Regions from separate parts of the Homo sapiens genome. Here region 1 is linked to region 2. Evidence: chromatin loops called from intact Hi-C (ENCODE). Cell type or tissue: mammary epithelial cell. All regions are shown on one strand. Links, peaks and the distances in the headings refer to the core of each region. The heading gives the core; the rest is flanking DNA.

Region 1 (12,307 bases), core at 2,234-10,233, 230 kb before region 2:
TTAATGATTTCAAAGTATATGCATTACTGCTCAGAAACCACAATTCATAGCATATATTTTTTAATATTAAAATGAACTCTTCCGGCCGGACATGGTGGCTCATGTCTGTAATCCCAGCACTTTGGGTGGCCAAGGTGGGTGGATCATGAGGTCAGGAGTTCAAGACCAGCCTGGCCAACATGGTGAAACCCTGTCTCTACTAAAAATACAAAAATTAGCCGGGTGTGGTGGCAGGCACCTGTAATCCCAGCTACTTGGGAGGCTGAGGCAGGAGAACTGCTTGAACCCAGGGGAGCAGAAGTTGCAGTGAGCTGAGATTGCGCCACTGCACTCCACCCTGGGCAACAGAGTGAGGCTCCATCTCAAACAAAACAAAACAAAACAAAACAAAACAAACTCCTCCATAAACTGAAATGTAAAGAGAATACACTATTACCTGGCATAGTCCTAGAGTAGAATGCAATGATTTAGCACTGACTCTAATTAAAATATTTAATATTGGCCTGGCAACGGTGACTCATGCCTGTAATCCCAGAACCCTGGGAGGCTGGGGTGGGTGGAGTGCTTGAGCTCTATCAGGAGTTCAAGACCAGCCTGGGCAACATGGCAAAACCCTATCTCTAGCAAAATACAAAAAGCCAGGTGTGGTGGTGCATCCCAGCTACTTAGTGGGTTGAGACAGGAAGACTGCTTGAGCCTGGGAGGTCGTAGCTGTGGCTAGCCAAGATCATGCCACTGCATTCCAGCATGGCTGACAAAGTGAGACACCGTCTGAGGAAAAAAAAAATTAACATCTATACTCTATTATAGATTACAAATATTCAAAGAACCAAGTGCTTAACAAAATACACTTATTGTTCTCTACCTTCCTATTTTCTTTAATTTCTGATCAGAATGTAAAGACGGGACAGAAGGTGTCTCCTGTCTCTCCTGAGACAGTAGAGTATGGAGTACTATCTTTTGATAATGGCAAGCTACCTTTCGGAATCTAACTTACTCTTCCTGAGAAGATTCTAGGGTACTTCAGGATACAACAAAAGAGAATTGTTATTTACATCATCCAGTAATGTACTATATAGAGATATGTGAAAGTGAGTAAGTATTTTACCTTCAGGAGTGGGTAAATTAGCTTTTATTATATGCGATTATTCTGTGAGGTGGGGGAAAAAACTCTCCATTAGGAGAAACTGGTGCCTCATAAAGTTAGCATCTTGGCCTTACAGTAATAAGGACTTTCTAACTTATTGTAATAAATGAAAGAACATATTCCCATAGGGCTTTAGCCATTATTAAGGAACAACTTCCATCTTAAGAAGCTTAGCTGAAAAAAGAAATAGGGGGAAAAAAGGACAAATGAACAATAAACTCTCAAAGAACTATAGGCAAAACAGTTCACATGCCGTTCAACAATCTGTCAATTTCTATATACTTAAAAGCATAAAGGTTAACCATGCCAGTCTAATCAGCCACTCTTTCACACACACAGCTACATTATTCTACAGTAACGTTATTAACCTACAGATAACTAAATATGACTTTCAAGTATAGTTTATCATAGTAACACTTTCTAATTTAAAATTTAAAAGTCAACACTTGGTCACGGTGGCTCACGCCTGTAATCCCAGCACTTTGGAAGGCCAAGGTGGGTGGATCACCTGAGGTCAGAAGTTCCAGACCAGCCTGGCCAACATGGTGAAACCCCATCAACTAAAAATATAAAACTAGCCAGGTGTGGTGGCGCACACCTGTAATTCCAGCTACTTGGGAAGTTGAGGCAGGAGAACAGCCTGAACCTGGGAGGTGGAGGTTGTAGTGAGCTGAGATAGTGCCACCGCACTCCAGCCTGGGCAACAGAGTGAGACTCCATCTCAAAATAAATAAATAAATAAAAGTCAACACTAATTTCAGTTTAACATTAGAATGAACATAAGTACTCATCTCTACTGTCTTCTGAAACCCTACTAAAGTGACAGTAAGGGGAATAAAAAAAAAAGCATATAAACTCATAAGGGGCCAGGCAGGGTGGCTCATGCCTGCAATCCCAGCACTTTGGGAGGCTCAGACGGGCGGATCACCTGAGGTCAAGAGTTAGAGACCAGCCTGCCAACACAGCAAAATCCAGTCTCTACTAACAATACAAAAATTAGCCTGGCCTGGTGGCACGCGCCTGTAATCCCAGCTACTCGGGAGGCTAAGGCAGGAGAATCACTTGAACCCAGGAGGTGGAGGTTGCAGTGAGCCGAGATTGAGCCACTGCACTCCAGCCTGGGTGACAGAATGAGACTCTGTCTCAAAAAAAAAAAAAAAAAAAAAAAAAAGTGAAAGGAAGGAAGGAAGGACGGACAGACGGATGGATGGATGGAAGGACGGACAGACGGATGGATGGATGGAAGGACGGAAGGACAGAAGTAAAGGGGTTTTACAGTTCTAATAGAAAATCTGGAATTACAGATGAGAATGACAAAGGAAACAACATAAAATGGAAAGAAAAAAAAAAAGAAAACTTCAGGAAAAACAAAAGATTTTCCAAGAAAGGTAATGTAATCATACACAACTGAGAAGAGTCAACATAGTATTTATATATAGTTAAAATAACATAAACACTTGATATTGCTATCACTATAATGGGAAAGATAAAGGAAGGGAAAATGGTGGTAAAGGTAAGGCTGAGTGGTATGAAAGAGCTAAACTCATGTTCCACAATAGTAAATCAATAGAAAATGCTAAAAATTTAAAAATCATTAACTAGCAATATGAGCACACTATTTAGAAATCTAGTGGTAAGTAATGTACCAGAAAACAAACAAGACTAGAGAGAGGAAATGTGGGAGGGAATAGGTAAAGCAAGAAACTACTGTTTCACATCATAAGCCTAGTATTAATAGTTTTTTAATTTTTAAAATTACATATACATACAGTATTACATTGATACAAGTAAATAAAAAACTTCAGAAAATAATGCTTTGCTGAGGACTGACCGGGAGTAGGAGGGCTACGTGGGGAAGGGTGAAAAAAAGCATTTACATTTTGTCCTTGGTTCTCACCCATTTATGCTTTGGGAAAATCATTCCCTGTCCCTTGCTTGCCAAGTGTGTACACGGTAAAACCAGGACAGGGTAAGAGCCCTGCTAGTATAAGGTTTTGTTTGGTTTTTTGAGGCAGGTTCTATCACCCAGGCTGGAGTACAGTGGCACAATCTCGGCTCACAGCAGCTTCAACCTCCCAGGCTCAAGCAATCCTCCCACCTCAGCCTCCCAAGCAGCTAGGGCTGCAGGCACATGCCACCATGCCCAGCTATTTTTTGTTTTGCCATGTTGCCCAGGCTGATTTCGAACTCCTGGGCTCAAGTGATCCGCCCACCTTGGCCTCCCAAAGTGCTGGGATTACAGGCATGAGGCACCTTGCCTAGCTGTAAGGTTTCAATGAAAACAGATGCAGGCTGACTGGCCATCCTCAGCATCCACTGTTCCAGCCTTTCCTCTTACAAGTTTCCTGGCTGGTAGATTATAATTTTAAAAGAAGGTCTCCTTCCACTACTGTCTAGGAGTTTCAAAGTACAACTGTGTCCAGTGTTGTTACATGGTAAAATGACAGCAATCAGGAATGATCAATGCTGATTTTGTGTTGCCTGGGGATCACCCTCCTCTCAGAAGCAGACAAGAACTTGAATCGAACTTGGATTTCCATTATTTCCCCAATATACATAACCAAACAGAGTAGCTGAAAACCCCAGGAAAAACAAACTCATGAACCAAAATAATTAATCACTCAAAGAGTACATACAACTGTATCAAAGATGGACAAAAACCAGATAAAATATACCATTCTGAATTCCTAAGTTTCTTAAACATATTATCATGCTTATTTTAAGTTCTTGGTCCATCTGTTCCAAAATCCAACAATGTTATCTACAAAACACAAAAAATGAGAGAAAAATATCACAGGAAAAAAATAAACTGAAGGAAAGCTGAAGAAACAATCTGATAAAATGAAATTCAAGACAAAAAAATGCCATGAGGGGCAGTATGTACTGCTAAAAGGAATAATAAAACAAGAAGATACAACCATAACAAACAAGCCTGCATGTTTGTGACCTAGAAATTACAGTAACAAAATATGTCAAGTAACAAATGAGAGAATGCAGAGAAAAATATATGAATTAACTATCATGGCCAGGAATGTTAATATGAATTAACTATCATGCCCATCATTGATGGTGATAATCTTAGCACTTTGGGAGGCTACGGTGGGTGGATCACTTGAGCCCAGGAGTTCAAGACCAACCTGGACAACATAGTGAAACTGCTTCTACAAAAAATAAAAAAATGTGGAGGTGGGTGCCTGCCTGTAGTCCCAGCTACCCAGGAGGCTAAGGCGGGAGGATCACCTGAGCCTGGGAGGTCAAAGCTGCAGTGGGCTGTGATCATGCCACTGCACTCCAGTCTGGGTGACAGAGTGAGACCCTGTCTTGGAAAAAAAAAAAAAAAAATTGCACTTGCAGATTTTAATACTCCCTTCTCAGAAACTAATCATGTAGAAAAAAATAAAAGTACTGAAGATCTAAACAATATAATTAACAATTCTGGGCTGGGCACAGTGGCTCACACCTGTAATCCCAGCACCTTGGGAGGCCGAAGCAGGCGGATCACGTAAAGTCAGGAGTTCAAGACCAAACTGGCCAACATGGTAAAACCCCGTCTCTACAAAAAAAATACAAAAACTAGCCGGGCATGGTGGCGGGCACCTGTAACCACAGCTACTTGGGAGGCTGAGGCAGGAGAATCGCTTGAATCCAGGAGGCGGAAGTTGCAGTGAGCTGAGATTGTACCATTGCACTCCAGCCTGGACGACAAGAGTGAAACGCCGTCTCGAAAAAAAAAAAAATTCTCAACAATTAGACAATATATAGAACTCTGTACACAGCAAAGATAAAGAAGGAAGTCTTTTCAAGTACACGTTTACAGCCATAAAGCAAGCCTCAATAAAATCCAAATAACCAGTATCACAGAGATCACATTAACTATGATATAATGAAATTAGATATTAATATCAAAAGTAGAGTTTTGTTAAAAAACCAATATATTTAGAAACTAAAACATACTAAGTGACTCGTGTTAAAAAGAAAAATAAAGGAAACTAAGAAACTTTGTCAAAACACTACATTTTGTGGGACACAGTTAAAACAATTCATAAAAAAGTTACACCATTAGGGGACGGGTGCAGTGGCTCATGCCTGTAATCCCAGCACTTTGGGAGGCCGAGGTGCTAGGATGGCTTGAGCCCAAGAGCTTGAGACCAGCCTGAGAAACACAGCAAGATCTGGACTCCACAAAATATTTTTTTTTAATTATCTAGGTGTGGTGGCACGTGCCAATATTCCCAGCTGGGTGACAGAGAGAGACCCTGTCTCAAAAAAAAAAAAAAAAAAAAAATTGGAAGGAAGTAACAAAAATAAGGTTGCTTGCACAGACCAATGACAACATGGGCCATAAAACTGAGGACTGTGATTAATCATCTGCGTCTGACATCTAGAAAGAATTAAGATGTTTGTGGATGGATAAATAAATCAGCAGAAATTTGAAAATGGTAAGAATATGTAATAGAATTAAAATAGAAAAGATAGGCTGGGCACGGTGGCTCACACCTGTAATCTCAGCACTTTGGGAGGCCAAGGCGGGCGGATCACCTGAGGCTGGGAGTTCGAGACCAGCCTGACCAACAAGGAGAAACCCCGTCTCTACTAAAACTACAAAATTAGCCGGGCATGGTGGTGCATGCCATAATCCCAGCTATTCAGGAGGCTGAGGCAGAACTGCTTGAACCCGGGAGGCAGAGGTTGCAGTTAGCCAAGGTCGCACCACTGCACTCCAGCCTAGGCAACAAGAGCAAAACTCCATCTCAAAAAAAAAAAAAAAAAAGAGAGAGAAAAGGTAAAGCCAGGTAAGTCTTGCTTTAGAAGAGAGAATCTTTTTTTTTTTTTTTGAGACAGAGGGAGAGAGAATATTTTTACATACTCAGAACCAAGTACAGATAGTAGGCCTTAAATAAATACTTGAAACAAATTTCTGAAGTGCTGGAAAATAGTTCCTACACAAATCATCCACATGGTTTCTCTTACTGCTAAAACAGTTGGGCCTTCCATCTTAACTGCTTTTTTTTCCTTTGTTAAAAATTAATTACAATTTTCATTTATTTATTTGAGACAGAGTCTTGCTCTGTTGCCTAGGCTGGAGTGCAGCAGTGCAATCTCAGCTCACTGCAACCTCCGCCTCCTGGGTTCAAGCAATTCTCATGCCTCAGTCACCCAAGTAGCTGGGATTACAGGTGTGCGCCACTGTATTCAGCTAATTCTTGTACTTTTAGTAGAGACAGGGTTACACCATATTGGCCAGACTGGTCTTGAACTCCTGACCTCAAGTGATCCACCTGCCTCGGCCTCCCAAAGTGCCTGAGCCACTGCACCCGGCCCCATACTTGTTAATATGAAGAAAACTTAAGATAAAATTAAAATCATCAATAGAACAGTAAACGCAGTTACCTACCATTCAGTATGGCCCTCACAGAGGCAAAGCAAGGCCTAGAAGAAGAAAATAGGCCACCTGTCTTAGAAAGCAAGGAAGCAAAGAATGGGTCTTTCTCATTCACAGCATTCTCCTCGCCCAATCTCCCAGGATTGTGCCAAAGAACTTGGCATCAACTAACCATACCTGAAATTGCTGCCAATGTGTGGAAGTCTTAGCCAGATTTGTCCCCATTTATATTTATACTCAAGTGGACAACTGTCACCAGGTGGCAGCAAACCACAGCTAGGACCAGGTCAGATTTGGATCATGCAGCTGGATTCCTGTAACTCCGGGCCAGCTAGAAATAACACTAGTGTGATCAAATTTTGTTTCTGAGATGGGGTCTGCTCTATCACACAGGCTGGAATGCAGTGGTGCAATCATAGCTCACTGCACCCTCAACCTCGCGGACTCAAGCGATCCTCCTGCCTCAACCTCCCAAGTGGCTGGGACTATAGGCACATGCCACCCCACCTGGTTAATGTTTTTTATTTTTTGTAGAGACAGGGTCTCACTATGTTGCCTAGGCTGATGTCGAACTCCTGGTCTCAGCAGTCCTCACCCTCACCCTCCCAAAGTGCTGGGATTACAGGCCTGAGCCACTGCACCCGGCCTAATTAAATATGTTGAACCCCACCTATCTCATTACGGTGGAGTCTTACTACCAATCAGATAATTATCCTGACCCTTCTAGATATGACTTTCTCGATGTAGATAATATTTTAATACTTTTATATAGTTATATATTAAAATAATACTATTTATGCCAATGTAATATGCATGCATGTAAAACACACTTTATGTGAATGTATACCATTACTACCCATTTAATGAAATAGGAGATGAGTCCATTGAGATATAAATAAATGAATAAATTAGAAGTTCAATAGCAATAGGATGTTTATGTAGTTTCAAAGCACCTCCTCACAAAATACTCATGAATTACAAGGAAAAAGTAACTTGATAGTGGAGAAGCTTGGCAAACATCTTCTAAGTGACCCAAGTGGACATCACCAGAAATGAGACAAATCAAAATCATGTACCACCTAAAAAGAATATAAAGAACATAGGGAAAATTTACCCAAATTGAAGGAGATTCCACAAAGTAAGTGACCTGTACTGCCGAAACTATAAAGGTCATGAAAGTCTAGGACATGACTAAGGAACAATTACAGGCTGAAAGAGACTACACAAACAGGATAACTAAAAGCAAATACTTGGCTCTGAACCAGATCCTTCTGCTATGAAGAACATTATTATAACTGACAAAACTAAATGGGGGCTGAGAATTATTAACTTCATAATTGTTGATAATAATTATAATGATGTGGAATGCACTTGTCTGTAGGAAATACACTTTAAAATATTCAGAGGAATGGTGAAACTATCAGAGGTTGGCAACTCACCCTCAAATGGTTCAGGAAAATAGTTCTTTGAATTTGTAAGTTTGTGGTTGTTTAAAAATTTTTATTTTAATTGTTTTTAAAAAGAGTGCCTACCAAAGGATACGAACAAACATACTACAATGTTTGCCTAAGGATTCAGAGGGGAATAGAAGTGGGAATGGAAGTAAAAAGAAATTAATACACATATGCATACCAACAAGCAAGAAAAGGCCTGGAAGGCCAAAATGTTTAAGAAGTATTAATGAGAAGTATGATTATGAACTGAACTCTAGAACAATAACCAAAAAATTTGGTTTAAGTAAATATTGGCCTAAGTGACTGCATCTGGGGGCAGGGCTCACCTGAAGTGTGGCTTTATGCTGGAGGTAACCATAGGAAGTAAACAAAAGACTCACTTTCTCTCCATTTTTATAAGAGCTGAAAGGGGTTGCTAGTGAATAATGGGGAAGAGTAGGGAACTGATTGTTCCTTATTGTAAGTCTTACACCACATGTTACTCTTAAAACTATATATGTGAACTATTTTTATAAATAAACAATTAAATGTAAAAAAGGAACAAAACAAGTTTGAAATCAGTAATATGAAGGCAAAAAGGAATCCCGATTGGCAGGATTTGTAGGGGCAGGCAAATTTAAGAGGTTAAGATTAAGCCAGAAGTCGGGAAGCTAGATATGCAAGTCAGTTATCAGCCATAAGGACACAGATGAAACTTGGTATTGCAGAGGGCATCAAACCATGAGTTTGGTAGGCTCGTCTGTTCAGCTGATTTATCAGGGAATAGTAGATCTAGTATCATGGAATGAAGAATGGTTACAGGTGACTGAGAAATGAAGCAACTAATGGCAGCCTCACGCCCAGTCTCTGCAGCGATCCTCTTTGCAGTTGCTGCCACTTTAAACACATCCACAGAATCTGGGCATCCCTAACTCCTAAGAGAAATTCTGACTTGATTTTTAGAGCTCTAGATCCTCAGCCTCAATCCAATCCTTAATGGTCTAATTACTGGACGCCAAGCTGAATACCACTGTGTGCTCTAATTCCAAAATTCTTGTTCTGATAGCATATTTAGTTTCTGCTTGCCATGCCCCACGTACTTCTCTCAAGGCTGTACTCTGTCACAGACTCCAGCCCAGTGCGTTTCTCTGGTCCTCTTACCAAACAACTGCCTGACAAATTTCTGTGTAAATATCCAAGTGTCACCTGCTTTGGAGGCAGGAAAAAATATAGATATAGGCAGACAAACTTGTATAGGCTGCAGAACCAGGAATGTAAACTAATCACTGAAACCTTGGACAACTCCCTGTGAACCTTAGTTTCCTATACATATAGAATTGGGTCAGTGGTACTTGTCTCATTGGGTTGGTGTAAGAAATACAAAGAGGGGGTCTGGTTCTGTTGCCCAGGCTGGAGCGCAGTAGTAAGATCTTGGCTTGGCTCACTGCAACCTCCACCTCTTGGGCTCAAGTCACCCTCCCATGTCAGCCTCCTAGGCAGCTGGAACTAGCAGCACATGCCACCACACCGCCTGACTTTTTTTTTTTTTTTTTAAGTAGAGATGAGGTTTCACCATGTTGTCCAGGCTGGTCTTGAACTCCTGAGCTCAAGCACCCTGCCTGCCTCAGCCTCCCAAAGTGCTGGGATTACAGGCGTCCATCCATACTCTTGATTCTTAAAACAACCCTATGAGGCAGTTATTATCAACAAACCTGTATTACAAATAAGGAAAATGAATACAAAGAATTTAAGAAACTTACACAGGGTCACACAGCTAAGTAACTAATGGTTGTTTGATATTACTTACATATCTCTTTATATATACCTATATATAACAGATATTTCTTTAAATATTCGGTATACATATATATGTTTGTGTATATACACACCTACACACACAAAAAGATAAGGATATTTCCCTACTCAGCACAGAGCAGTGCACATATTAATCACTCAATAAACAGGAGTTTATTTATTTATTTTTTTGAGACGAAGTTTTGCTCTTGTTGCCCAGGCTGGAGTGCAATGGCGAGATCTCGGCTCACCGCAACCTCCGCCTCCCAGGTTCAAGAGATTCTCCTGTCTCAGCCTCCCGAGTAGCTGGGATTACAGGCATGTGCCACCACGCCCGGCTAATTTTTGTATTTTTGGTAGAAACAAGGTTTCTCCATGTTGGTCAGGCTGGTCTCGAACTCCCAACCTCAGGTGATCCGCCCTCCTTGGCCTCCCAAAGTACTGGGATTACAGGCGTGAGCCACGGCACCCGGCCTAAACAGGAGTTATTATTATCTTTGTAGTTCTCTGATAAATTAAACAACTTTCTCATTTTAAGATTAGACTCGGCGGGTGTGGTAGCTCATGCATGTAATCCCAGCACTTTGGGAGGCCAAGGTGGTTGGATCACCTGAGGTCAAGAGCTCGAGACCAGCCTGGTCAACCTGGTGAAACCTGTCTCTACTAAAAATACAAAAATCTGCCAGGCGTGGTGGCAGGCACCTATAACAACCTCAGCTATTCGGGAGGCTAAGGCAGGAGAATTGCTAGAACCTGGGAGGCAGAGGTTGCAGCGAGCCGAGATCACGCCATTGCACTCCAGCCCAGGCTACAACAGCAAGACTCCATTTAAAAAAAAAAAAAAGATTTTATAGCTGTATGGTGTCAGAGCTAGAGGACAGAATTCAATCTTCTGTAGTCTTTTGAAACTGAGGTGATATACTAAGTCTTTTGAAAACTGTAACCCAGCCCCAACCTAAATCAATCCTTGACTGATTTGAGGTGAACAGCCCCACATCCTATCTACCTAGCAAAGGAAAGAGGGAGAAAGATATCATCTTAGTCTCCAGGATTATTTTGTATGCAAAGTCTGTATACAATTTAAAAAATTAAGAAGTATGGAAAGAGGGAGAATGACTGATAAGAGGAGAAAAAAGTACAGAAACAAATCCACAGATGATTCAGATATTGGAGCTGGCAAACGTGGACTTTAAAATGACTATGATTAGTATATTAAAAGAAAATAGAAGAAAAAATTGCACAAAATGAATTTATGAAATGACTTTTTGGAATGAATTTTAACAGAATACTGGAAACTATTTTAAAAATTTAAACCTGAAATACAGTACCTAGAATCTGTAACTCATTGGATAGACAGTATAAAACAGAATTAGTTAACTTAAATTCAGGTCAACAGGCCAGGCGCAGTGGCTCCTGCATGTAATCCCAGCACTTTGGGAGTCAGAGGCGGGTGGATCACCTGAGGTCAGGAGTTTGAGAACAGCCTGACCAACATGGTGAAACCCTGTCTCTACTAAAAATACAAAAAAAACTAGCCGAGTGTGGTGGCACATGCCTGTAATCCCAGCTACTTGGGAGGCTGCAGTAGCAGAATGGATTAAACACAGGAGGCAGAGTTGCAGTGAGCCAAGATCACGTCATTGCACTCCAGCCTGGGCAACAAGAGCAAAACTCCGTCTCAAAAAAAAAAAAAAAAAAAAAATTTCAGGTCAAATCCAAACTGAAGCACAGAAAACAAGGGCAAAAAGGACAGAACACAGTGTTGGAGACACACAGAACATAGTCAAAAATTCTACTATACGTAGGTTAATGAAGAAGAGAGAGAGAATGAAGCAGCAATATTTGAAAAGATAATGGCTATGAATTTTCTAAAACTAATGAAAGATAAAGAAGCTCAGTGAACCAAAGGCAGGAAAGAAAACCACACCCATGCACATCAAAGTTTAACTGTTGAAAACAAACACAAAGAGTAAATATTAAAAGCAGCCAAAAGAAAAAAGACATTACTTTAAATGCAGCAATAATAGCATTACTAAAAGAAATTAAGCAAGCCAGGGCCGGGCGCAGTGGCACACGCCTCTAATCCCAGCACTTTGGGAGGCTGAAGCAGGAGATCACTTGAGGCCAGAGTTCAAGACCAGCCTGGCCAACATGCTGAAACCCCACCTCCACTAAAAATACAAAAATTAGCCGGGCATGGTGGCGCATGCCTGTAATCCCAGCTACTCGGGAGGCAGAGAAGGAAAATCGCCTGAATTCGGGTGGCAGGGGTTGCAGTGAGCCAAGATCATGCCACTGCACTTCAGACTGGGCAACAGAGTGATACTCTGTCTCAAATAAATAAATAAAGCCAGAAAACAATAAAATGAAAACTTCATAGTACTGAAAGGGGGAAAAAAACCCAGCCTATAATTTTATATCCAGAAAAAAAAAAACCTTCAAAAAAAAAAAAAGCAAAATAAAGATGTTTTCAGGCAAATAAAAACTGAGACGGGTTGTTGACAGCAGATCTGCACTATAAAAATTATTAAAAGTTCACTAAGCTGAAGG
Region 2 (12,307 bases), core at 2,690-10,689:
AGTGTCCTATTTCCTAGACAAAGGAGTAATAAAGTTTGTCATTAAACACTCTTCCTGTATTGCAACAGATTCAACAGTATGTTCCCATTTCGTGCCTCCAATATGGTAATTCTCCATCTGAATACTTGTATCCATTTTTAAATTAGTGAATTGTATTTTTGGAGCAATTTTAAGTCCGCAGCAAAGTTGAGCAGAAACTACAGAATCCCAAGTATTCCCTGTTCTCACATGAACGACCTTCCCTACTACTGACACTCTGTATTGTAGAACTGTAGACCTGATGAAGGTGGCCTATGGGAGAAACAAGAATGGAATTCAGAGGCTTGACCAGCAGGGCTTCAACACCCAACCCCTCATTCCAAATCATGTGCTTAACTGCAAAATATTCCCTTTAATTAATCTTAACTCATAGGTATGTTTTCATTAACAAAATATACCTCTTCTTAAAGTACACCTTGCAGAAATTTCACAGCTTTTCCAATACATGTGAATGCGTATAATTTACCTGGAAACAGAGCAGCACTAACACTTGATTGGTTCACATGGCGAATGAGGCTGACGCTGTGAGCTCACATATGGTTGCTCCAAACCATATGCAATTTCTGGAGAAGGTATTTTTATGTAATATGCTGAGGTAGAGATGTCAATTGAAAAATGTAAAGATGAAATTGAATTAGGCTGAGTCAGGCTGATGTGAAATCTTGGCAGAGAATATTTTTATTGAGTACATTTATAATTTATTAAAATAAAATTTAGGAAAATATGTATGAGATCTGTATAATAAAAACTACAAAGCAATGCTGAGAGAAATTAACGAGACCTCAATAAAGAGATGTGGGGGACTTTTTGAGATGATGAAAATGTTTTGTATCTTGATTGTCATCATGGTTACATGGGTATAAAAATGTGTTAAAATTTGTTGAAGTATACACTTACAATGAGGGTGGGTTTTGTTGCATCGGTTGCATATGTTTATTGCCTACGTATTCTACATGTATCTTATGTCTCAATAAAGGTGCTTTAAAAATTTTTGTGATTGTAACATTCCAGAGGGTGGGAATTGCTAATGGTTCCTACTAAACTTCTATGGCAGGAAGAGCTGTGAGAAGCAGTCAAAAAGCCCTTTAGAGTCTGTCTCTAGTTCAAGGAAATGTGCTGGGTCAGATGATCAGGGTCTACCTGAAAGACACAGTTGATTTGCTTATTCTTATTTCTGAACTCACAGCTTTACCAAGTGAAAAGCACAGAATCCCATTCTTTAAATAAAGATTGTTAGAAATCCCTAAAGCTCATATGAAAAGAGAGACAGAAGGTAACTTAGTATATCTTAACTAATATCCTGAACACGGAGGAATCCGAGCTTTTTATGCCTTCTGCTTCCTTCCCTGGGGTTTTGTCCCCATCAGCTGTTTTAAGTACCCCTCCCCCTTTGTTTTTTGCTCACTTAGAGCTGTTATTTACAAGTTTTTCCTTCTGATTTATTGTCTTTCAAGTTGGCTTTCTGTTATTATAGTGTGTACCAACCTGACATACACTTATTTCCTGAGCTGGGTCCATAATGAGTTTGTGTTCTAAGAAGGGCTAACATTCGGCACTGTGGCTTTGCTGTTGGCACAGAAATACCGTGCTGTGTCTCCTGACTCCGTGGACTGGATCTCCAAGGTACAGGGTGAGTTTTGGGGGCATTGGGCTGAAAATCGCTCATTGATTATTTCTGCTTTCTGAATAATTTCTTCATTCTGAAAGTAAATAAAAAACTTGAGCTCTTCTTCCAGCGTCTTATGATACCAGTAAACATAACTATGTCTTTTTATAGGAACACAGTCCATCTTTGCTTTCTGTTCATTTGCTTTGACCAGAAATCTAGGTCTCTGGGTGACCTTGGTGTCCATGGAGGCTGTGGAGGAAGGAAAAAAAGCCCAGGAGGGAGCCTGATACTGCAGCCACAGGAGAGAGTCTTGGAACTGGAATTCACCAGTTCAGAACAGGGACTTACCTGCTCCCCAGAAAGAAAGGGCCACACAGCAGAGAAGTCTGAGGCACCTGGTTGGCTCAGACAGAAATCGTGGTGGTAGCTTTTTCTGTAAGGCTTCCTCACCCGCTCCGCCCGCTCCCCCCGCCCCCGTCAGCAACCTGCTTGTGATGTGATCACTTCCCATAGCCTTTGTAGATGCTCTGTACATGGGACAGAATCATTTCAATTTCAGAGAATGTAGGAGGGCAGGCTTTGTTTTAGCTGTTAAAAATAGTGTAAGTTTCAGCCTGCTTTTAGTTTTTTTTTTCTGTGACTCACTGTTTTGCTATTTTTTTAAGTAAAATCACTCATACATTTATTAAAAAAAATTATTATACTTTAAGTTCTGGGGTACATGTGCAGAATGTGCAGTTTTGTTACATTAGGTATACACATGCCATGGTGGTTTGCTGCACCCATCAACCCATCATCTACATTAGGTATTTCTCCTAATGCTATCCCTCCCCTAGCCCTCCATCCCCCAACAGGCCCCGTGTATGATGTTGCCCTCCCTGTATCCATGTGTTCTCATTGTTCAACTCCCACTTATGAGTGAGAACATGCAGTGTTTGGTTTTCTGTTCTTGTGTTAGTTTGCTGAGAATGATGGTTTCCAGCTTCATCCATGTCCCTGCAAAGGACATGAACTCATTCTTTTTAATGGCTGCATAGTATTCCATGGTGTATATGTGCCACATTTTCTTTATCCAGTGTATCACTGATGGGCATTTGGGTTGGTTCCAAGTCTTTGCTATTGTGAACAGTGCTGCAGTAAACATACATGTGCATGTGTCTTTATAGTAGAATGATTTATAATCCTTTGGGTATATACCCAGTAATGGGATTGCTGGGTCAAATGGTATTTCTGGTTCTAGATCCTTGAGGAATCGCCACACTGTCTTCCACATGGTTGAACTAATTTACACTCTGTTTACTTTTTTAACTTGTCAATTTGCTTCTTCCCCTCCTCCCTTCCATCTCAGGTAAGGAATCATACAACTCGGTCTTTACAGATAGTAGCTTTTGACACACTTATAAAATCACATAGCAGCAGCTTTACATTAAGTAATTTTTTCTTATTTATTTATTTATTTATTTTTGAGACGGATCTTGCTCTGTCTCCCAGGCTGGAGTTCAGTGGCTTGATCTCGGCCCACTGCAGCCTTTGCCTCTTGGGTTCAAGCAGTCTCCTGCCTCAGCCTCCTGAGTAGCTGGGATTACAGGCCCCCACCACCACACCTGGCTAATTTTTGTATTTTTAGTAGAGACAGCCTTTCACCATGTCACTGGCTGGTCTTGAATTCCTGACCTCAAGTGATCCGCCCACCTCAGCCTCCCAAAGTGTTGGGATTACAGGCATGAGCCACCGCGTCCGGCTACATTAAAGAATTAAATGTTGAACTATACAGAACAATATTTATGACAAATATGCAATGCATATATAGAAGCAATAAAATGAATACCTTTGCCTGAACCAATCAGCTTAAGAGTTAGATTATTGCTGAAAATTTCTCAGTCCATGTTACTCTTTTAGATTTCCTCATTGTTTCTCCATCATGCCCAGGTAGATGTAAACTGAAGTTTAAATTTGTCATTCACTTGCTTTGCATTATAGTCTGTAGCATTTACACAAGAATCTGTAAATTATGTAGTATTTAATTTTGTGTGTCTTTGAAATGTGTCTAAGAGGAATCAGCTAGTTTATATATTTTTCTGTAATGTTATTTTTTCATTCAACATTAGGTCTGTGATAATATGTTGACACATAATCTAGACAATTTACTTCCATTGCTATCTAGTATTACGTTATATTCATTGGCTAGAATTGATTCATTCTTGAATTAATACACACTAATTTTTCCCTGGGTGTTTGTGCTGCTACAAACAGTATGGTATTCTTGAACATGTCTCTGCTTACCTAGGTGGAAGATTGTTGCCATACCTGGCAATGTAAAGACTGAGTCTTCAAGTCAGCATGTCAACTTCATAACATAACAAAATGCTTTCCAAAGTGATTAAGCCAAATAAATGATCCCACCAACAGTTCATGAGTGTGTTCAAATGTTCCACATCTAGGACTACACTTGCTATTTAATATACTTTTAATTTTGCCAGTCTAGTTTGTTAATATTATCTCATGGTACAATATAGTTTTAGCTTGCTTCTTCCTGGTTGCTAAGAAGGTTGAACATATTTTATATATTATAGGCCACCAGTGTTGCTGTAAACTGCCCTTTGTCCATATTTCTTTTTGGTTGATTAACTGTTATTTATTTGTAACAGATTTTATAGACTCTGGATACCCAACGTTTGTCAGCTATATGTGTTCCTAATATCTTTCCAGTTTGTGGTTTATGTCTTTACTCTCTTTGTGCTACTTTTTGTTGGATTTCTTAATTTAGTAGAATGCATTATTCTTTTATTTGGGGTGAACATGTTTTTAAATTCTTTATATAAAAAAAACCCATAGCCCAAATTCATGAAGATATAATCCTTATTATTTACCAAAACACCTAACATTTTGAATTTTGCATTTAAGCATTTAATCCACTTGTGATTTATTTTAGCATATATTGTGAAGTAAGGTTTAAATTCATCTTTCCTTGTATGGATAACCACCTGTTCCAGAATAACTTATTGTATATTACATAATTCCTCCATATAGCTTCAATAACACCTCTATCATATGTGAAATTCCTATATATTCATGGACCTATTTTTCATTTTCTCTTTTCCATTTGCCTGTTTAATCACGCTTCTTTTTTTTTTTTTTTTTTTTTTTTGAGACGGAGTCTGGCTTTGTGGCCCAGGCTGGAGTGCAGTGGTGCTATCTCGGCTCACTGCAAGCTCCGCCTCCCGGGTTCACGCCATTCTCCTGCCTCAGCCTCCCGAGTAGCTGGGACTACAGGCGCCCGCCACCATGCCCGGCTAATTCTTTTGTATTTTTAGTAGAGACAGGGTTTCACTGTGTTAGCCAGGATGGTCTCCATCTCCTGACCTCCTGATCCACCTGCCTCGGCCTCCCAAAGTGCTGGGATTACAGACGTGAGCTACCGCGCCCGGCCAATCACGCTTCTTTCATTATCCTAAGTGATAACATAATTTGATAATTGGTAGAGCAATTCACGTCACTTTCTGTCCTTCTTAAATAATGCTTATTTTTGTTCTTCTTTTTCACTTAGTTGTAGATTATATGCCAAATTTCATGAAATAAATATTTTGTAGTTTGATTACTGTCGTATTGAATATATAGATAATACTGCAGAAATTAAAATAAACTTACTATTGGATTATTGGATTCACTTTTTCATGATCATGTTGTATATCTTTACTTATTTCAAACTTTTTTTTTTTTGTTTGAGACAGAGTTTCACCCTGTCGCCCAGCTGCCTGGAGTGCAATGGTATGATCTCAGCTCACTGCACTCCCGGGTTCCAGCAATTCTCCTGCCTCAGCCTCCCGAGTAGCTGGGATTACAGGCACCCGCCACCACGTCCGGCTAATTTTTTGTGTTTTTGGTAGAGACGGGGTTTCACCATGTTGGCCAGGCTGGTCTTGAACTCCTGACCTCAGGTGATCCGCCCACCTCGGCCTCCCAAAGTGCTGGGATTACAGGCGTGAGCCACCGCGCCCCTTACATTTATTTATTTATTTAGAGACAGAGTCTAGCTCTGTTGCCCAGGCTGGAGTGCAGTGGCATGATCTCGGCTCACTGTAACCTCTGCCTTCCGGGTTCAAGCCATTCTCCTGCCTCAGCCTCCGGACTAGCTGGGACTACAGGCGAGCGCCACCACGCCCGGCTAAACTTTTGTATGTTTAGTAGACCTGTTAGCTGGAAGCATGGTGAGCACCATTTCTGGACGCTCAGGCTGTGTCGGGCTTCAGTCGTCTCCACCACACAGGTACAGCAGCGCTTTCTGGTAGTCGCCCTTAGTGTCTTGCTGGATGTAATAGTACAGGGACTTGCCGTACTTTCTCTTGAATTCAGACCTAATTTTCAACATGTCCACTTCACTGCGGGAGACCATGATTCTGATCAGGACCTTATCTCGCGTCCCCTTGCCCTTCATGGAGTCGTACAGCTGATCAGCAAAATACAAGGGCTTGTTCTGAATGCGCTGGACCAGGTTCAGGAAAGCATTTTCCAGGTCTCCTTTAACCTCTTTCCTGATGCTTTCCAACATGTCATAAGGGCTGTAACTCTTGTACCTATCAAATACTTTCTGGAGGTGGGGCACGCTCCGCTCGGTCATGATGCTGATCCACTTGGGAACATCAGTTCCTTTCCTCTTCACTCCAGCGTCATAGAGATCCTGGGCATCTTGGTCAATCAGTTCATAATCAATGACAGAGCCATCCTCTGCTCTTCTACCCTTTGCCAGGGCAACCATCAGCTTGCGGAAGTCACCAGATGTGTCCGAAATAATGTCCTTCTCCAGATCAGTCTTGTACATTTCCTTGTAGACTCTGTTAATTTCCTGCAGCTCCTGGTTGGTTCTGGAGCAGATGATCTCAATGAGAGAGTCCTCGTCGGTTCCTAGCCCCTTCATGGAAGCTTTTAGCTCAGAAGCGTCATACTGAGCAGGTGTCTTCAATAGGCCCAAAATCACCGTCTCCAGGTGGCCAGATAAGGCTGACTTCAGTGCTGATGCAAGTTCCTTTTTGGTCCTTCTCTGGTAGGAGAAGACAATATCCTGTCTCTGTGCATTGTCGCGGTTGGTCACAATGTTGACAATGGTGACCTCATCCACACCTTTGGTCTTGATGGCTGTTTCAATGTTCAAAGCATCCCGCTCAGCATCAAAGTTAGTGTAGGCTTTGACAGACCCATATGCACTTGGGGGTGTAGAGTGATCACCCTCCAAGCTGAGCTTGCACAGGATTTCGTGAACAGTAGACATTTTGAAGGAAGCTGGGCCGTGCGCCGAGAGCTGAGAGCGTCCCCAAATGCTGAACACAGGTGAAGCTCTTGAGTCCGCACTTGATGAGCAGCAGATATTTTACAGAAAGATCCACATCACCCTCTAGTGGTCAAAGGGGCGAATTCATCCGATGCCCGCTGAGCTCTGCCTCGGCCTGCCTGGGTGGGGAGTGGCCCGCCCCGCAGCGAGGCAGCAGGGAGGCATCCCAAGTATCAGAGCGGAATTAAGAAAAAAGCAGCACTTGGTGTGGTACCAGGCACGTACTCCACAGCATTATTACTAGCAATTACTTACACAATTACTCAGCCATTAGTCTAATGCCGATGGTGGTTTATCAGTGCATTTTGCCTCCCTCAACCTTTTATAGTCCCCCAAGGCAGGTGTGCTGCCTAAATCTCTATCCTATGTTCTCTGCTTTTTTCATTGTAAACTCTATATCAAGGGATTGGAGGCACTTTCATTCTTCCAGTGATGCTAAATGTCCCAAAGGTGTACTTCTTATCCAGATCCATTTTCTGAGTCCATGACTTGTACATCCAACTGCTCCCTGCATATTCTTGTTTAGATTACTGTCCCAAAGGCACTCCCAATCTCAAAGTAAATCTTGATCTTCTTCCCACTTGGTCCTCCTTATTTGTCTGTCTGTCGCAGTCTCTTAATCACCACCCCCCACCCCCTGCATATTGCTGCTCATGTCTAATCAATTGCCAAGTCCTTTGATTTTCTTCCTTTTAAATGTCTCATTTTCCCCATATTTCTAACACCATCATCATTATCCCAGCTAAACTACTGCTTGCCTGAGCTAACTTTTTTCTCCGCATCAACTCTGTCCACACTGCTGGAGGGTGGCAGCATAAGCCCCCAACCCTCCGCCCAAAATATGCCACTTTGGCATAAGGATTATTTTGAGCTAGAGTCATTAAAGACAATAGCAGGTATAAGAGTACTCTGACCCTTCCCCTTTTCTTCTTGAAAAATGGAATAAGCCTCCCATATAAAAGATGTCTTATCTATACCAGAAAGAAAGAACATTCTTAACATGAAGGGTAGGAGGGGATGATGTTGAGGCCAAGGAATCTATACCAAAAAAGCTTGTTAAACTAACCCTCACCTTCCTAGTCACTTTGCCATTCAACCAGCAACCCTAGCCCAAGCCCCTTTTTCACCTTTCCACAATGTATGACTCTTTGCCCAACTGAGTATATGAGTATTGAATTCTAACTGCATATTCAGGTCTTCCTTTAATTATGGGGCCTTTCATGTGATGTAAAACTTATATTAAATACATGTGTATGCTTTCCTCCTGTTAATCTGTTCCATTCTCAGGCCCAGCCGAAAAACCCTAAGAGGGAAGAGGTAACATTTTGTCTTCCCTGCACAGTCCATTATTTCTTCACTTTGTGACCAGGGTGATTAAATACACAGATACACAGCCACGAATCTGATTACTACAGAAGTCAAATGTTGAAAACCTCAGTGTCTCCTGTTAAGCTTTATGTTGAATTCTGTATAATTTACCTTGACCAGTAAGGTTCTGAGTGGTCTGATGCCTTCCTGCCTTCTTCAAGTTTGCCCTGTACTCACCGACCTCCCCCCAGCTCCTGCCATGCTGCTGACTTCTTTTCTGTCATTAAACACACCAATTTCTTTCCTGATTAAAACATTTTGCATTGGTTCTTTAATCTTTCTTAAATGCCCTCGAATTCATTATCCCTCGTCCCACTTAATTAACTCTAGCTCATCTCGATGTAAGGTATTTAGGAATAATATTTAAAATTTCTTCCCATACCTTTTATTAAAAGGAGGATAACCATTAAATATACAATATCAGGGGCTTCAGACTCTCCAGGGAGTATTTCATCAATAATTACTTTCCAGAAATGCAACATAGTTCATTTTTTTAGGATAAAAGAGTCTTAACTGGTTTCCAAAAATGGCACCAGATAGGGGATTACAGATACAAGACACTCACATATTTATGGGTAGTTGAAATTGACTACTGGTCAGTTAATAGGAGTCACACTGCTTTCCACATTCCAGAATGGAAAAACAGCAGCAGGGGTATGAAGCTGTGAAGTAGTTAATCAAATATTCACCTTTGGACACCTGAGATGGTGCATGTACTGTAGCAAATGGGTTGAGACTCCTGGAACCAGCTCCAGAGATTATTTTTGACATTAAGAATGGAGATATCCAAGGATATAGAAGAATTAGAAAACCCTAGCTCCCTCAAAACTTCTGAAATTGGCCAGGTGCAGTGGCTCACGCCTGTAATCCCAGCACTTTGGGAGGCTGAGGTGGGCAGATCACAAGGTCAGGAGATCGAGACCATCCTGGCTAACACGGTGAAACCCCGTCTCTACTAAAAATACAGAAAATTAGCCGGGCGTGGTTGCGGGCGCCTGTAGTCCCAGCTACTCAGGATGCTGAGGCAGGAGAATGGTGTGAACCTGGGAGGCAGAGCTTGCAGTGAGCTGAGATCGTGCCACTGCACTCCAGCCTGGGCGACACGGCGAGACTCCATCTCAAAAAAAACCTCTGAAATTCTCCCCATGGCTTCTCCGTTACTGGGAAACACAGTGCCTCTGTGTGTGTGTGTGTGTGTGTGTGTGTGTGTGTGTGTGTGTGTGTGTGTGTTGGGGAGGAAGATGTAAGAGTCTATCTCTTACCTCACCCATCACTGCCTCTGAAAGGTGAACTTGATTTCAAGTACAACAAAGCCCAAAGAGTAGAATATAAAATCAGAACAGAAAGTCCAACACTCCAAAAAGAATTGCTCATGAAAAGTTTATGGCATTCAAAATTTATAGGAAATGTGATAGGATTTCATTTTGTTGGTACTTGTCCAAGGAAGACAGAACACAAATTTGGACTGAATGCTGTTCAACGCTGTTGTCTTCTTTCCTAAGGTAATGTAGGTAGGCAGTGGGCTGTGTCCTGACAAGTCAGCTTGTTTGGGAAAGGCAGGTCTGAACCCAGCACTGTTCCATGCTAAATGTCACTGAAACACTACACTCCTCAGCTTAATGTAGAGGGAAATAGTGACTGCATGAAATAGGAATGTAACAACTGTCTCCCTATTTCATGCCAGAGCCTTAAAAGCTCTTGTCTTTTCCATGCCATTAGTGAAGCGGTGGAATATTTTAAAAGAATTTTACTAGCTCTGTTCTCCAGGCTGAAAGCACGAACAGAGTAAAAGGCTACAATTAAAATGGGTCCTTGAGTTCAGTGACAATGGCACAGTCTGAGGTGACTGAACCCAGGTGGGGTATTTAACCACCAGCAGCACGTGGTCATAGTGGAGATGAAAAGCAGCAGCGTGTCCACTGCGGAATTTGCTCCCATCTTATTCCAGGCAGTTCCACCTTGGTCAGGGGCCAGGCGTCATCTCCATGCTTTCACGTTCACCCTTAGTGTCTAAACCCCTGCTCTCTGTTGCAAAGGGGTTGACAAGGGTCCAGGTCTGTTGGGTGGTAGGTTGTCCGCTGTGATTAGTTCAGCAGCCGATGTCTATATGAGGATGGTAGCAGGTGACCCACTGCTATTTCACTCCTGGTTTTGACTATAAAATGTTCTTAATCCTTTTCTTGTAAGAACTCTAATCTATTCATTTATTTGTTTTATTTTCTCTTCTTTTTGATTCTATATGCATACAATTTTATTTATCTTAACCTGTGGTTAATAACACACAGGACTTTCTTGTCAATGAATAATTACTTATTTAAAAACATAATAGGAACTTGTAAAATATCTCCTCCTCAACATTATGCAAGATAGACCTTTAGAATATTTAAATGTATAGCTGTGTAGTTCTCTCTCATTCTATCTCCTGCCATGCCCCAGCCTTATAAAAATCCTGAACTTGGGTCATTATTATTCCCTGCCAGTAGTGTGTTGGTAAAGGGTTGACAACTAACTCTCTGGAGGAAAATAAAGCAAAGCGTAATTTGTTGTGTTTGCTGATTTCTGTAGTGTAAATACCCTCACTATGGCCAGTTTCAAGCTAACAAAATGATGTCACTAAAACTGGAGTTGGGAAAGATGTATACAGTCAGCTCCCATGAGCTGATAAGGTAGGCTGCAGCATACAAGTGGTCTTTGCTTTCTTTTCAATATAATTTGATCTAATATATTTTAGTCCTGAAAATTACTTTCTTGACTTGTTTTTAGCTTTATGAAAAGCACGTTATACTTTGCATCATCTCATTAGGCTTAGTTTTTACATTTGCTATTATATTGCTAAGATTCACCTATAACCTTGCTCTTCACTATAGTTCATTCATTTTGACTCATATGAATATGCCGCAGTTTATTCATTCACTCTTTTCAGTGCATATGTGGGTTGGTGCCATGTTTTTCTACTGTTTGGTGCTGTTGAAAACACTTTTGTATTTATGTCTTCTGATATGTGTATGCAAGAGCTTCTCCTGATGTAAACCTAGGAGTGGAATTGCTGAGTCATGTATGCAAGAGCCTCTCCTGATGTAAATCTAGAAGTGGAATTGCTGAGTCATGGGATATAGGAATCTTCAACTGTGAGATAATGCTGAACTGTTTCCCAGTGGTTTATAGTACTTATGCTCCCATCAGTAATTTATAAGTAATCCTATGAATCCATACCCTCGCTAACATTTTATATTTCTAGACTTTTTATATTTTGCTAATCAAGTGGATATAAAGCTATGTATCATTGGATCCTGATCATCAATGAAGTAAAATATCTCTATATGTTTATTGGTCATACATGTTTCTTCTATTAAATGTATGATCATATGTTTTGCTCATTTTCTATTGGCTCATACAGATTTGTGGTCAATGTAAATGTTTGGTTTCTCCTAGGAAAGGATTTTCACTGTTCCACTTACTGTCTTCTAGCTACTGGCAGAACTTTCCAACTCTTTAGACAAGCCATGTTGTCTGAGGTCTTCCTTCTAGGTACCTCTGCCCCCTCTTTCCCTTGACACCTTTCCCAGGAGCCAGGTCACCAGCACCTTCCCTAGGGATACGTTCCGTATGGTGTGTACCTAGGCATAGAGGTGCTCCCCTCCCTTTGTACCGAGTCTTACCCTGTTCATTCATCAACTGAAACACCGTGGAGAACATGATGGCATTCAACATTTACAGGAAATGTGATAGGATTTTATTTTCGTGGTCCTGGTCCAAGGAGGACAGAACACAAATTTGGAGTGGATGCTATTCAATGCTGTTGCCATCCTCCCCTAAGGTAATGTGTTCATGCATAACTCTCTACTTGGCTGCCTCTTGGTTATCTTTGTCTTGAGAGCCCAGCATGATGACAAGAAAGAGAGCCAATTGCTGAAGTTTATTATAGGAAGTACACAGTGGTTATACAACTGTCTTCATATGTACCT

The links. Peaks named below come from ENCODE experiments on the same cell type or tissue, not always from the same donor. Only the 100,000 strongest peaks of a DNase experiment are listed, where the experiment ranks them.
Region 1: a loop joins it to region 2, with 4 times the contacts of the local background. A loop is called at or near these places in 8 of 110 quality-filtered maps.

Annotation. Positions count from the first base shown.
Region 1 is chr9:33,846,900-33,859,206 of GRCh38, reverse strand. All of the region lies in intron 1 of UBE2R2 (ubiquitin conjugating enzyme E2 R2), which reads right to left. Among named protein-coding and RNA genes, the nearest start is that of UBE2R2-AS1, 34 kb to the right of the region's middle. In mammary epithelial cell, for the core only: a CTCF peak has its summit at 6,795 (motif pointing right); no DNase peak of the experiment used is centred there; H3K27ac peaks cover 1,333 bases.
Region 2 is chr9:33,618,881-33,631,187 of GRCh38, reverse strand. It overlaps the pseudogene ANXA2P2 and the pseudogene TRBV21OR9-2. Among named protein-coding and RNA genes, the nearest start is that of PTENP1-AS, 52 kb to the left of the region's middle. RefSeq lists an enhancer at 6,622-7,121. In mammary epithelial cell, for the core only: a CTCF peak has its summit at 7,040 (motif pointing left); DNase peaks (open chromatin) are centred at 7,027 and 9,917; H3K27ac peaks cover 1,692 bases.